Linked DNA regions of Homo sapiens: region 2 is linked to region 1. The links are chromatin contacts, found by Hi-C or POLR2A ChIA-PET in ENCODE. All regions are on one chromosome and are shown on one strand. The core of a region is the stretch at or near the end of the contact, and the rest is flanking DNA. Distances in the headings are between cores, read along the strand shown. Region 1 holds the start of ZNF142 (zinc finger protein 142). Region 2 holds the start of FEV (FEV transcription factor, ETS family member).

What was found. Hi-C counts contacts between places; a loop is a spot of excess contacts on that map. ChIA-PET counts read pairs that join two places held with the same protein, here RNA polymerase II (POLR2A). Pooled maps may share reads with other maps.
Region 2: a loop to region 1 is called in a pooled map, with 2.9 times the contacts of the local background. The contact joins the promoter of FEV here to the promoter of ZNF142 in region 1. A Hi-C loop is called at or near these places in 4 of 50 pooled maps. POLR2A ChIA-PET finds 5 or more read pairs at or near these places in 2 of 52 experiments (BJ and activated naive CD4-positive, alpha-beta T cell).

What each region holds. Positions count from the first base shown.
Region 1 is chr2:218,655,230-218,660,872 of GRCh38, forward strand. ZNF142 (zinc finger protein 142) reads right to left here and starts at 4,394. Exons shown (of 11, transcript NM_001379659.1): 1 at 4,140-4,394; 2 at 3,751-3,901; 3 at 3,472-3,647; 4 at 921-1,234. The coding sequence starts at 1,200. BCS1L (BCS1 ubiquinol-cytochrome c reductase complex chaperone) reads left to right here and starts at 4,454. Exons shown (of 8, transcript NM_001079866.2): 1 at 4,454-4,514. RefSeq lists enhancers at 3,518-3,637, 4,448-4,577.
Region 2 is chr2:218,981,683-218,987,325 of GRCh38, forward strand. FEV (FEV transcription factor, ETS family member) reads right to left here and starts at 3,502. Exons shown (of 3, transcript NM_017521.3): 1 at 3,342-3,502; 2 at 2,549-2,623; 3 at 1-574. The coding sequence starts at 3,393.

The DNA.
Region 1 (5,643 bases), core at 3,144-5,643:
TTATTTTTTTAAATTTCTTTCACCATATGGAAGTTTGGAAATATTATATGGTCAAATTAGCTAATCTTTCCCAATATTCTTTGTCACTATACTACAGTGCCAACTGAAGTGGTGACAACTATGGCTGGAGGACGGTAATTAAAAAACAGGGAAGCTTCCTAAAAATAAGAGGTGAGGATAATGGGATGAATAAAGGGAGAATCTTTCATCTGAGATAAATACAAATGCTCAACTCCTACTTTTTTGTTTTGTTTTGTTTTTTTAAAGAGATGGGGGTCTCACTATATTGCCCAGGCTGGAGTGCAGTGGCTATTCACAGGTATGATCATAACATACGGCAGCCTCTAACTCCTGGGCTCAAGCAATCTTCCTGCCTCAGCCTCCCAAGTAGCTGAGACTACAGGTGCATGCCACTGTACCAGGCCTCAACTCTTATTCTTAACAACATGCCTCGGATGAGTAAAGTATGTTATACACAAAAAACTAGGGCAGGGAAATACCAGATCACTTCTGGAAAGCCCTGCCAAGCCCAGGGTGGTAGAGACAGGGTTTTTGCTTAATCCCTGGCTGCAGTTCCTGGGTAGGAGGGTCAATATGGAGGAAAGAATCTCCAAGGACTGTAAGAGTAGGGACAAGCCAGGATTGGGCGGAGGTGTCAGAAAGGTCTTACTTTCTGGATTACTGCCTAGCACACATGAAGCCCTTGCAGGACAGACTGCCAAAAGCTTGGTAGAAGGCTGTGCACCACTTCGCCAGCCTTCAATCAACATGCACCAACTGCAAACCAAATGACAACATCTCCAAGTATAAAAATAGGATGCTACCTTGTGTTCTCATCATATTTATACAGAATCAAAAATAACCCAGACAAAACCTCAGAGCTGCTTGTCCCACTGGCCTGCTTGCAACTGTGTTTGTACCTGGGGTCTCTCCAGGAGCACCTGGGGTCAGGGTTCCAGCTACTGTCTCCACAATGATCTCCATGTTCCCTGGTCCCTCTTCAGTTGCTGTGGCCTCTACCAGCAGGCAGCCTGGCTCAGTAGGTATAGGTGCAGGGTCCCGGGAAGGACAGGGGCTCTGGACAGGCCCCAGGATTCCACGGTTAGAGAGAGGCGGGGGGATCAGCAATAGCTCAGGGCACAGTCCATCCATCTCCCCGGTGCTACTGGCTGGCTGTGAGTCCAAAAGGGGGTCTGTCATCACCACCGACTTGTGTGTTTTGGCTTCTTAAATGCTGACAAGCCAACCAGAAGAAAAACAAAGTAAGGTTAGAGTTCTTACTTTCTTCCTGGCTGGCGTGGGTACACAGCCCAGTGCCCACCCACTTAGGCATTTTCTTGCATGGCAATATGCCATATATACCATATGAGACTAAATAGAGGCTTTCTTTTATGATAATGTTCAGAACAAAAAGTATAAAAATGATAACAGAATATTAGGAGACAGCCAACAAGTATTGGCCAATATATTAATGACTGCAGGTTGTCTTCTGCTAGCTAAGTGCCCTTAGCCAAGTCATTAAGCAATTTGGGTCTCAGATTTCTTATCTGCAACAAAATTAGGTGGGGCCCAAATATCTCAGAAGTCCTTTTTTTTTTTTTTTTTTGAGACAGAGTCTCGCTCTGTCACCCAGGCTGGAGTGCAGTGGCGTGATCTTGGCTCACTGCAACCTCCGCCTCCTGGGTTCAAGCAATTCTCCTGTCTCAGCCTCCCCAATAGCTGGACTACAGGCATGTGCCACACACGCCCAGGTAAATTTTGTATTTTTAACAGCGATGGAGTTTCACCATGTTGGCCAGGCTGGTCTCGAACTTCTGACCTTGGGTGATCTGCCCGTTTTGGCCTCCCAAAGTGCTGGGATTATAGGCGTGAGCCACCTTGCCTGGTCCCTTTCCCTCTTAACCTTTGATAATCTCACTATTCCTCAGCATGGATTATAAGGAAGGCCCTTCCTTCATCATCTGGCTCCTGCTGACCTCCCCTGACTCATCTCCCACTTCTCCCCTCAGCAGATCTCTGAACCAGATGATGTGCCATTCTCCAGACCCACCACATTCTCTTTTGCTTTCATACCCTCACAGCCTTTTGCGTCTCTTGGCTTGATATGCCTTTTCCCCTTCTCAATCTCTCTCTCTTATCTGGCTAACCAATTAACTATCCTTGAAGAAGCTGCACAAATGTCACTTCCACCATGAAGGCCTCCTGACATTCTTTTTTTTGAGACAGTCTTAGTCTGTCACCTAGGCTGGAGGGCAGTGGCACGATCTCAGCTCACTACAACCTCTGCCTCCTGGGTTCAAGCGATTCTCCTGCCTCAGCCTCCTGAGTAGCTGGGATTACAGGCATGTACCACCACGCCTGGCTACTATTTTGTATTTTTAGTAGAGATGGGGTTTCTCCATGTTGGTTGGGCTGGTCTTGAACTCCAGAACTCAGGTGATCCACCTGCCTCGGCCTCCCAAAGTGCTGGGATTACAGGCGTGAGGCACCGCGCCGGGCCTGGCTTCCCGAAACTCTTATCTTCTCTCTTCTGGCGTCCTAAGGGCACTCTGTACACAGCCCTATCAGAAACGAGGTCACACTGCACTGTTGTTTACCTGTCAGTCTCTCTCCCTAGATGTATAGCTTTTTTAGTAATTTGTTGACATTATCACTTCAATGATATTACTTTGTGATACTGACATTATCACTTCAACGAACACAAATCACCCACAATCGAAGATTCCAGTGAAGAACCACAGATATGGAGCTGCATTGGAGTAAAGCTAGGTATCTTGTACAAAACCAGTGGTTCCTCACCTATAACGTAACACATTTGGAGAAATTTCAAACTCATTAACTGACTATGGCCTCAAACTAAATATGGGAACATAACTGAGGAATGAATGACAATTGAATTGCATACCCTGTTATACATGGCTAAAATGAGTTTAAGCTGAATAATTAGTAATTAATAAGAATGATGGGAATCACTTCATGAAATTGAGTCACAGACAAGATGCAAAAAGAAAAAAAGAAGAAGAAACCAGGCCGGGCGCGGTGGCTCAGGCCTGTAATCCCAGCACTTTGGGAGGCCAAGGCGGGCCGATCACCTGAGGTCAGAAGTTCGAGACCAGCCTGGCGAACATTGTGAAACCCTGTTTCTACTAAAAATACAAAAAATCAGCAGGGTGTGGTGGCACACGCCTGTAATCCCAGCTACTCGGGAGGCTGAGGCAGGAGAATCGCTGGAACCCGGGAGGCGGAGGTTGCAGTGAGCCGAGATCGCACCATTGCACCCCAGCTTGGGCAACAAGAGCGAAACTCCGTCTCAAAAAAAAAACAAACAAAAACCAAGATCCTGCAATCTGATAGTCCCTATTTCCAGAATCCCATGGACTCAAAACAACAGATCACAGGGATTCACAAGGTGGCTGGAAAGTGCACTCCCGTGGTCAGAGGGATTCTCTGGAAACTGCAGCCTCCACTTACTGAATATTATCGCTGTTCTGGGGAATCTTCAAGCTTGACCATACATGGCCTCCGGGGGGAGCCAAGGAGGACGCTGAGCCGTCAAGATTAAGAACCTTCACCTGCGGGAGGGCAGGGTGAGGTAGGAGACAGGTGGGCACCAGAGAAGAAATACGCTTATCTTCCGGGCAGGAGGGCTGAGGAAGAGAAAGGACAGACTAAGGCAGAGAGAAGGCCTGGAGAAACAACGGGCCCCGGCCTAGCGACCCAGGTTCCCACCTGCCTCTGGCTCTGACTCACCGCGTGGTCTTGGACAGACACAGTCGCTTCGCTTCTCTGGGCCTCAGCTTTCCTATCTGTAAAATGGAGGTGATGACAGTGTCCACATCGTCGGGCAGGAGCTGGATCATAAGAGCCAGCGAACTGGAAAGGCGGTTTGTAACCTGGAAGGCTTGGGATGGAGCATCGTCATGATTTTGTCCTGAGAGCAGCAGGTACCCGGGCGGGGTCCAGAACCGTGACGCGACTGCAGCGCCGGGGCCCAGCTCGTCTGGGTGCTCCCTTCAGTACCTCCTTCCGAGAGTTCCCAGCGCCCAGGCCCACCCTGATCCCGGGGCTCGAAAAACTTTGCCTCCAGCTCGCTCCACCCGCATTCCCTTCCCAGTTCCGCCCCGCAGCCGCTCACTCACCTCCAGACCCAGAGCCGGCGGGAGCCGCATCTCTATGGTCGGCCGCGGCTGGAACGGCCCCCGGGGCCCGCTTTGTGCGACCGCCTCCGGCTCAGCCGCCTCTAGGATATTGGGGATGTGGAAGCCACTCTCTCTTCCTCTTGCCGGCTGCCGGGGTACTCTATGTTTTGTCTCTGTGGTTTTTCCCGCCCTCCACCCCCACTCCAGCCCTGAAGCCGGAGAAGCACCATCGAGAGCTCTGGGGTAGAGTGGCGTGGGCTTCTCTGTGGGTGTGGCGGGAAGTAGATGAAAGGACCCGGGGCGGGGCCGAACGCAGCTTCCCCAAGGTGCAGGCGCGGTGAAACCATCGAGACGGAGGGCCAGAGAGTCACGGCGGTGAGAGGGCTGAGTGACGGGTTACCCCAAACCATGTGGCTGGAGGCGCGAGCTGGGGTGTGGGCGAGGTTCAGGAGGGGGTTCCTGGGTGTCGCGGAGGGGCCGGGGACGGGAGAGCTTTGTCTGTGGCCTTCCATGCATAGGTGTTTTGGAATTCTGGATCCCAGTTCTGAGGCTCAGCCGAGGTCACTGCTGTCAGCTCACCTCCCTGCATGCCAGGCGCAGGGCAAAGTGGCCGGGGTTCGGGGTTGGAGGAGAGGTGTACTAGAAACAACTTTGCTCTTGTCCCTCAGGATCTTATTGTCTACGATGTGACGATCCGTGGAGAAAGTAGCAGATGGGCAGATTTTCATTTGGGGAGAATGAGGGAGAAAAGAACGGGCATTCCGAGCCAAGAGCACTGCATGAGCAAGGAGTTGGGAGGTTGCTTACTTGTTGAACATATTTGTTGCGTATTTGCATATTTGCTAAACAGGTAGTGTTAGGAGCTAATCCATGAAAGGTAGGTGGGCGCCGTATTGTAGAGAGCCTTGAGTACCAGGCTGAGTTTATACCCAATTCAGGGGTCTGCTGGGAGCCAGCCATTGAAGGTGCTGGAGCAGAGAGAGATATGGTATTGGAGCTGATCCCTATGATGAAAGATCTGGACCCTTGTGTAGATGTTCCGTGAAGCAGGAGGTGAAGACCTATTAAAATGCCATTTCAAGAACTACGATTTTAAAGACAGTTTAGGTGGGAGGTAATAAAGGTCTAAACAAGACGTTAAATATTGGGGACGTAAGGGGGAGGATATTTGAAGGACATTACTCATAACAAGACATAGGGTTACTGACAAGTCAACGGACGCTTCTCCCTTGCTGACTGCAGCCAATGGACCCCTTTTTATCATAGCTGGTCCCAGGGACCACAAAAATCCTGTCCATCCATTACCCTGATGTGAAGCCTGTTTATATAGCTCTTTTTGGTTTAAGGCATCTCCAGACATGGTCCTCTGGTAGGAAACAGGTATGAGTAGACTAATGAAGGACAAAATGGGATGAGGGACCTGGAGCCTCCACCCTTGCATTCCAATACCACCCTTACCCCACAAAAGGAGGGTATTGACCCACACAGTAATGCTGACCTGTGG
Region 2 (5,643 bases), core at 2,252-4,751, 330 kb after region 1:
CCCAAGTGCGAGGCTGCGGCCACGGCCCCGAAGGGCCCGGGCGGGGGCTGCAAGCTGGGACTGGGGTAGAGCGCGGCGGTGGCGGCGGCAGCGGTGGCGGCGGGGCCCGGGCCCGGCCAGTAGGAGAAGCCGGCGGGCGCGACCCCGGCCGAGGCGGCCATGAGGTTGAGTTTGGAGAGGCCGGGGAAGGGCAGCGGGGCGAGGCCGGCGGGCAGCTTGTAGAGCGCGCCGTCCTGGGCGGCCGCGGCGGCGGCAGCAGCTGCGGCGGCGGCATGAGCGTGCGCGGGCGGCGGCTGGCAGGCCTGCGCCAGGCCCTGGAAGTCGAAGCGGTAGGCGTAGCGCTTGCCATGCACCTTGCTCATGATGTTCTTGTCGTAGTAGTAGCGCAGGGCGCGGCTCAGCTTGTCGTAGTTCATGTTGGGCTTGCTCTTGCGCTCGCCCCACCGCCGCGCCACCTCGTCCGGGTCCGTGAGCTTGAACTCGCCGTGACCGCCCTCCCACGCGATGCAGCCGGCGTTCGCGCGGTCAGCCAGCAGCTCCAGCAGAAACTGCCACAGCTGGATCTGTCCGCTGCCTGTGGGGAGGGGGGCGGTCAGCCACAGGCGGGAGCGGGGAGGCGGGAACTGGGGAAGAGTGCTGGCGGGAAACTGACCCACCCCGGCAGGAACCGGCACTGGGGGAGGAAAAGTGCAAGTCAAACTGCAGCTGCGTTCGGCGGGAGAGGCCGGCCCCGGAGGGGCTGATCAGCAGAGTGGTGTGTAGCCTTACCGCGCTTTTGCACAATGGAAATGCGGCTTCCACTGAAGAGCACGTAGCTTTCCAGATGCACGGTTTTGTGGAACTTGGGGGTTGGGGGGAAGGGGAAGCATTGCCTCCCCCCACGTGAGCGCAGCGGCGCACCAAGGCACTTGGCTTTCCAAGGCGAGCAAGGACAGATATCCGCCGCCACTCTCCATCTCAGCCGGGCGCCCTTATTTAGGGAAAAGACGCACAACCGTACAGGGCGGCCTTGGGCAGAATGATCGGACTGCCCCATCCCAGCTGGACCACATCCAGAGGTGGGAAGGGACAGGCGTGCAGCAGGACGACCCCAACCACTGCTGGACAAGGCCCAGCTAGTCCCGAGTCCCCAAAGACGTAGTTGGACAGGCTACTCCTGAGGTGGAGTGGTGGCTGGCTCCCTTGGGACACCACATCCGACAGGAGTAGGAACGAACAGTGGCCCCCTATACGTGACAGGAGGGGCAAGCTCTCATGGGCTCACTATCCTAGCCACCTTCGGGTGCGCAGGCCTCTGCGCTGGCCCTGAGAATTTGGCCTCTTATTTTCGGAACAGGCGGGATTCCCTGCCTACGAAGGTGCCATAGTTCTCGGGGCCTGATGAACAACTCTGAGGAGGGGAACGGACCGAGCAGCTGTTGTGCTTGGCTACCAACCTCCTCCTGTCTTTGTGTGATCTCCCTCCGAATTCGGTTGCTGGAGGCAGCAAGGAGGTTTTTCCAGGATATGCGAGTGGTTAGAGAGTGGGGTCCCAGAATTCCTGCTCCCCTGTCTTGGAGCCTCAAGCAGACAGGCAGAGAAAAATCCCGATACAATTACCCCCACTCCCTTTTAGAATAAAACGGATTTTCCTCAAAGTGGTCTGCTTACTGCCTCAAATATAGTCTTTTGAACCCCTCTTACTTTTTCAGCCACTGGCTTAGAATCCAGACGCTACCCTTCCCCATAATTTCAATCCCAATCCCTTCAAGCCAGCCCAGCAAAGAGCTTCCTGGTTTCTGGTCCCCAGAGTTAAGTTTTAGGGTCAGAAGCAAGGGAAGGTTTGGGTACAAAGGTGCACCTGGCACCAAAGGCGGAGCAACCTCAGCGGCTTGGATGACCGTTCCTGTTGGGCATAGTTTCCTTCTGGATAAAACAGTCGCCAACCTCGTTTTTGTGGTTTCTGTCTCTTGGTGAGATCTAGGGTAACGACTGAGATGGGGACTGTGGGGAGACGCTGCTTGAAGAGCCAGCCGTCAAAAGGGTAATTTAGCGACTACCCGTGGAGCGCTGGTGGTGAACCTGGGAATCAATTGCAATCGTCTGGCAGAGTTGGCCAGCAGAGATCAGCCGGCGTGAGTCAGCGCCGGAGGGTGAAGCAGGTGGCAGTAGCCAGGGTCTAGTGATTGGGAAGCCCGCTGTGTTTGGGGAGTAATTCCCCCGGTTCCATTGCCGGCTGGTGCTGCGGCCTTGAGCTCCTACTACCAGCAGGGAAAGGACGCTAAGTGTCCCAGCCCCTGCCCCAAAGCCTGGAAAACCATACACAGCAGCAAAAGGGCCTGGGGCTGGGATCCTCTCCATCTGCCTTGGCCTGCAACTCTTTTCCTGGTGCTCAGGAGATGCAGGAGCCAAAAACCAAGTGACTGTCTTCCCAAGGCCTCCGCACAACCAGGCCAGGACTCCGGGCTTCAGTGTGAACCCTGGGTCCACACTGCTCCCACCTACTGTCCGCCTGTGCCCTGACCCCAACCAACCTCGCCTCCGCCGCCCAGCGCGCCGGCCATCTCACCTTTCTGAACCGCGGGGCTCAGCGGCCCCCAGCTCGGGTTCTTCCCGTCCTTGAAGAGACCGTCTCCGACGGGATCTGCAAGCAGCAGAAGAAAAGAATCAGGAGAACCCCGGGCGGAAGTTGTGGGCTTGACAAAAGGGCCCCGGGCCAAGGCTTAAGGGGGGTGCTGTGGTCCCCAGGCGCGAGGCTGGGGGCCCGGGCCACCCGGCTCCTCCTCCCGGAGCCTGGTCCAGGCGCGCTGCGCGGAGCCCCTCCATAGAGCCCAAGTCAGGAAACGCGTCCAGGAAAAAGGAAATCCGCTTTCCGAAGGGGCCGGCTGGAGCCTTATAAAGCCGAGCGGGGAACTGCGCCAGCCGAGCTGGAGCGCGAAGAGAAGAGGAGGGTGCCTGGAGGGCCGGCCTGAAGCTCGTAGCAGGAAGGTGAGGAGCCGTGAGAGCGCAGGGGAGACGCCCGCGGACCACAGCCTTCTGGTACGGCTCGGCCACAGAGTACTCCACCACGCCAGAGACCCGTGCTTCCCCTCTCAGGCTCCTTCGGGTCCCTGAGTCCCGGCTCTTGGCCCCCAGGCTCCCAATCTGCTCATTTCAACTCCTCTAGACCCTGCACTGAAACCCAGAGCTCTCTATCTGCCTTTAGGTCTCCCCAGTGCCCTACATTACAATCGGCCCTCCATGCAACCCGAATCTCCGGACACTTCTCCTTCCCCTGGACCCCAGCACTCTCTTCCCATGCCTGAGCCTAGACTTCCCGCCCCAGGTTCCGGTGCCACCAGCCTCCGGCTGGTCCCTGGTACCTGGCAGGTACATGTTGATCAGCAGGGGCTGGGAGGCGCCGCTCTGTCTCATCGCCGCCGGGGACTGGGCGGTGGGAGATGGGGGGGACGGGGAAGGGGGGCGAGGCAGGCTTTGCGCTCGGTGGCACCGATCCCCGCCCGAAGCGACCGCGGGTGACAAGGAGGAGAAGACGGCGCCGGGTCCGGCAGGGCCTGGCGGGAGGGGGCAGCCCGGGCGTGGCGGGGGTTGCGGGGGGGTCCTGGAGAAACGCTTCCAGCTAAGGGGCCGCTTGGAACCCTCCGGCCCCCGCGCGGCCCGGGGCCGCAATTTCCGTTTTAATTAAAGCGCTGCCGCCTCGGCCCCCAGGACCCCGCCCCCGCCCCTCTTATCGTCCCATCGCAATAAAGTCTCCAACGCGCCGCGCCACAGCCAAGCGCACCCGGCAGCCCCCCGCGCCCCGCAGCCGGGGAGACGCGCGGGGGATGGGCCCGGGCCATGTGCCCTGATGGGAGCCTAGAGCGCGTGTCTTTTCCGCCTCCCTGACTCTCTGCAAACAGTGATGGGGCTGGTGTACCCGGCCCCACCTCGGACCCCAGCAGCCACAGCCCCCTCCCTAGAGCCCTTCTTCCAGTCGGCTCCCGCTCCACTCGCCGCTCACTCTCCTCCCCCTCCCTCCCTCTATCCCCACCCGGGTTCCCGTCTCCAGGCTGCGTTATCTGCATCTTCACTTTTAAATTTCCGCTTCCCTCCCTCTCGCCTGTCGCTGCGCGCCCGGCCCTGCAGCCGTTGCTCCCTTTATCTCTGCCCGCATCCCCGCTCCCTCCTCCTCTTCTCCCACTCTCTGCTCTTCCCTAGAGACCCGAACCCCTTCCCCGTCTCCTTCTTGCTTTGGCCCGTTTCCTGCCTTTCTGGGGCCCCCAAGCCTCAGGCCTGGTGCTGGGCCATCTCTCCTGGCAACTTATGATGGGTGGCCCCCTCTTCTGTCCTCCCCGCCCCCTTCTAGGTCTCTCTTTACCTCCTAGGCTTTTCTCTCCGACTCTCATCTCCCCTCCAGCCTTCTCTCTCCCTCTCATCCTTCTCCCTCCCCTCCTTTTCTCATTCATTCAGTCCCCATAAATTAGTAGTGGCTTGGACTGCTGAAGGCCTCTAAAGATGTTGAGAATCTGTCCTGGCTTTCCCTGATGGGTTCCTGAGCCCCCTGCTACTTCCCTGTACAACTATTCTGCTCCCATCCTTCCCCATCCCCTGTCCTCCCAGTCTGCCACCCACCCTCACCACTACTCCCATTCTGGCTATCCCTGAACGAGGCTGGAGAGGTGGAGGGGTTAAGACAGGGTTGTGCACTGTACAAGGCTGGAATCCACTCCAAGAAAAGGATTCCTATTTCTAACTCATGCAAAGATGTTGATGTGGTTCCCAAGTGGCCTGGAGTCTCTCTGGGTACCTATGGGGCTTCGTGGCTCTGGAGAGGCAGGCTAAGGAGGATGCTGGCTGAAGATGAGGCTCCAGCCCAGAAGCCCACCTTCTGCAGCCTTGCAGTATGGAACGGGTACTGTCAAAACTGGCATTCTCAAAGTCCTCTCTCACTGCTTGAGCCCAGGGGTGGAGGAGGCCTGGGAATGGGCAGGTCTCCTGCTAAGTGCCTGGTCCTGGGATGCCTGATTGAGGATGGCTGGAAACTCCTACTTCTGGGGTTCTACAGGGCCCATGTTCACCCTCATTTGCTGCAACTTCTGGAGTGTTCATCTTTGCTCGTGGAGGGTGCAAAGGAGCCAGGGAGAAGAGTGGGAGGCAGAGTGTGGAGGGAAAAAGAGGGATCCCAGGGCCTGGGAGGATCCTAGTGGGACAGGGATGAAGCCTTCAGGATGTGGACCTGGAATCTGGTGGGAGCAAAGACTAGAGGTTGGAATGTTCCCTGTGGACCAAACTCAGGGCTCCACAGAAGGTGAGGGCCTTGAAGTTGGGGTCAAGATCCCAATCCCTCTCCTTCTCATTCCTCTTTCTGCTTCCCCCACCCACTATGGACAGAAAACAAGGAGCAGGAGGTAAGAACAGAAAATAGCCAGGGGCAGGAGGTAAGAGCTGGGAAAGCTGGGAGGCATCAAAATTCGCCCACTTAATGCTCTCAGTGGGAGGCTAAGGTGTAAAGGAGAGGGTCCTAGTGAGGTCTACCCAAATATCCCAGCTGTGAGCTGGGCAAGGATCAACAGTATAGGCTTTATCCCTCAGTCTTACCCAGAAGTCATTTGCTGAGGGGGTGGAGCACCAGGAAATGTGTGCATGGGGGGCAGTCATCTCCACCCACCTGAGTCTTGATCTTCT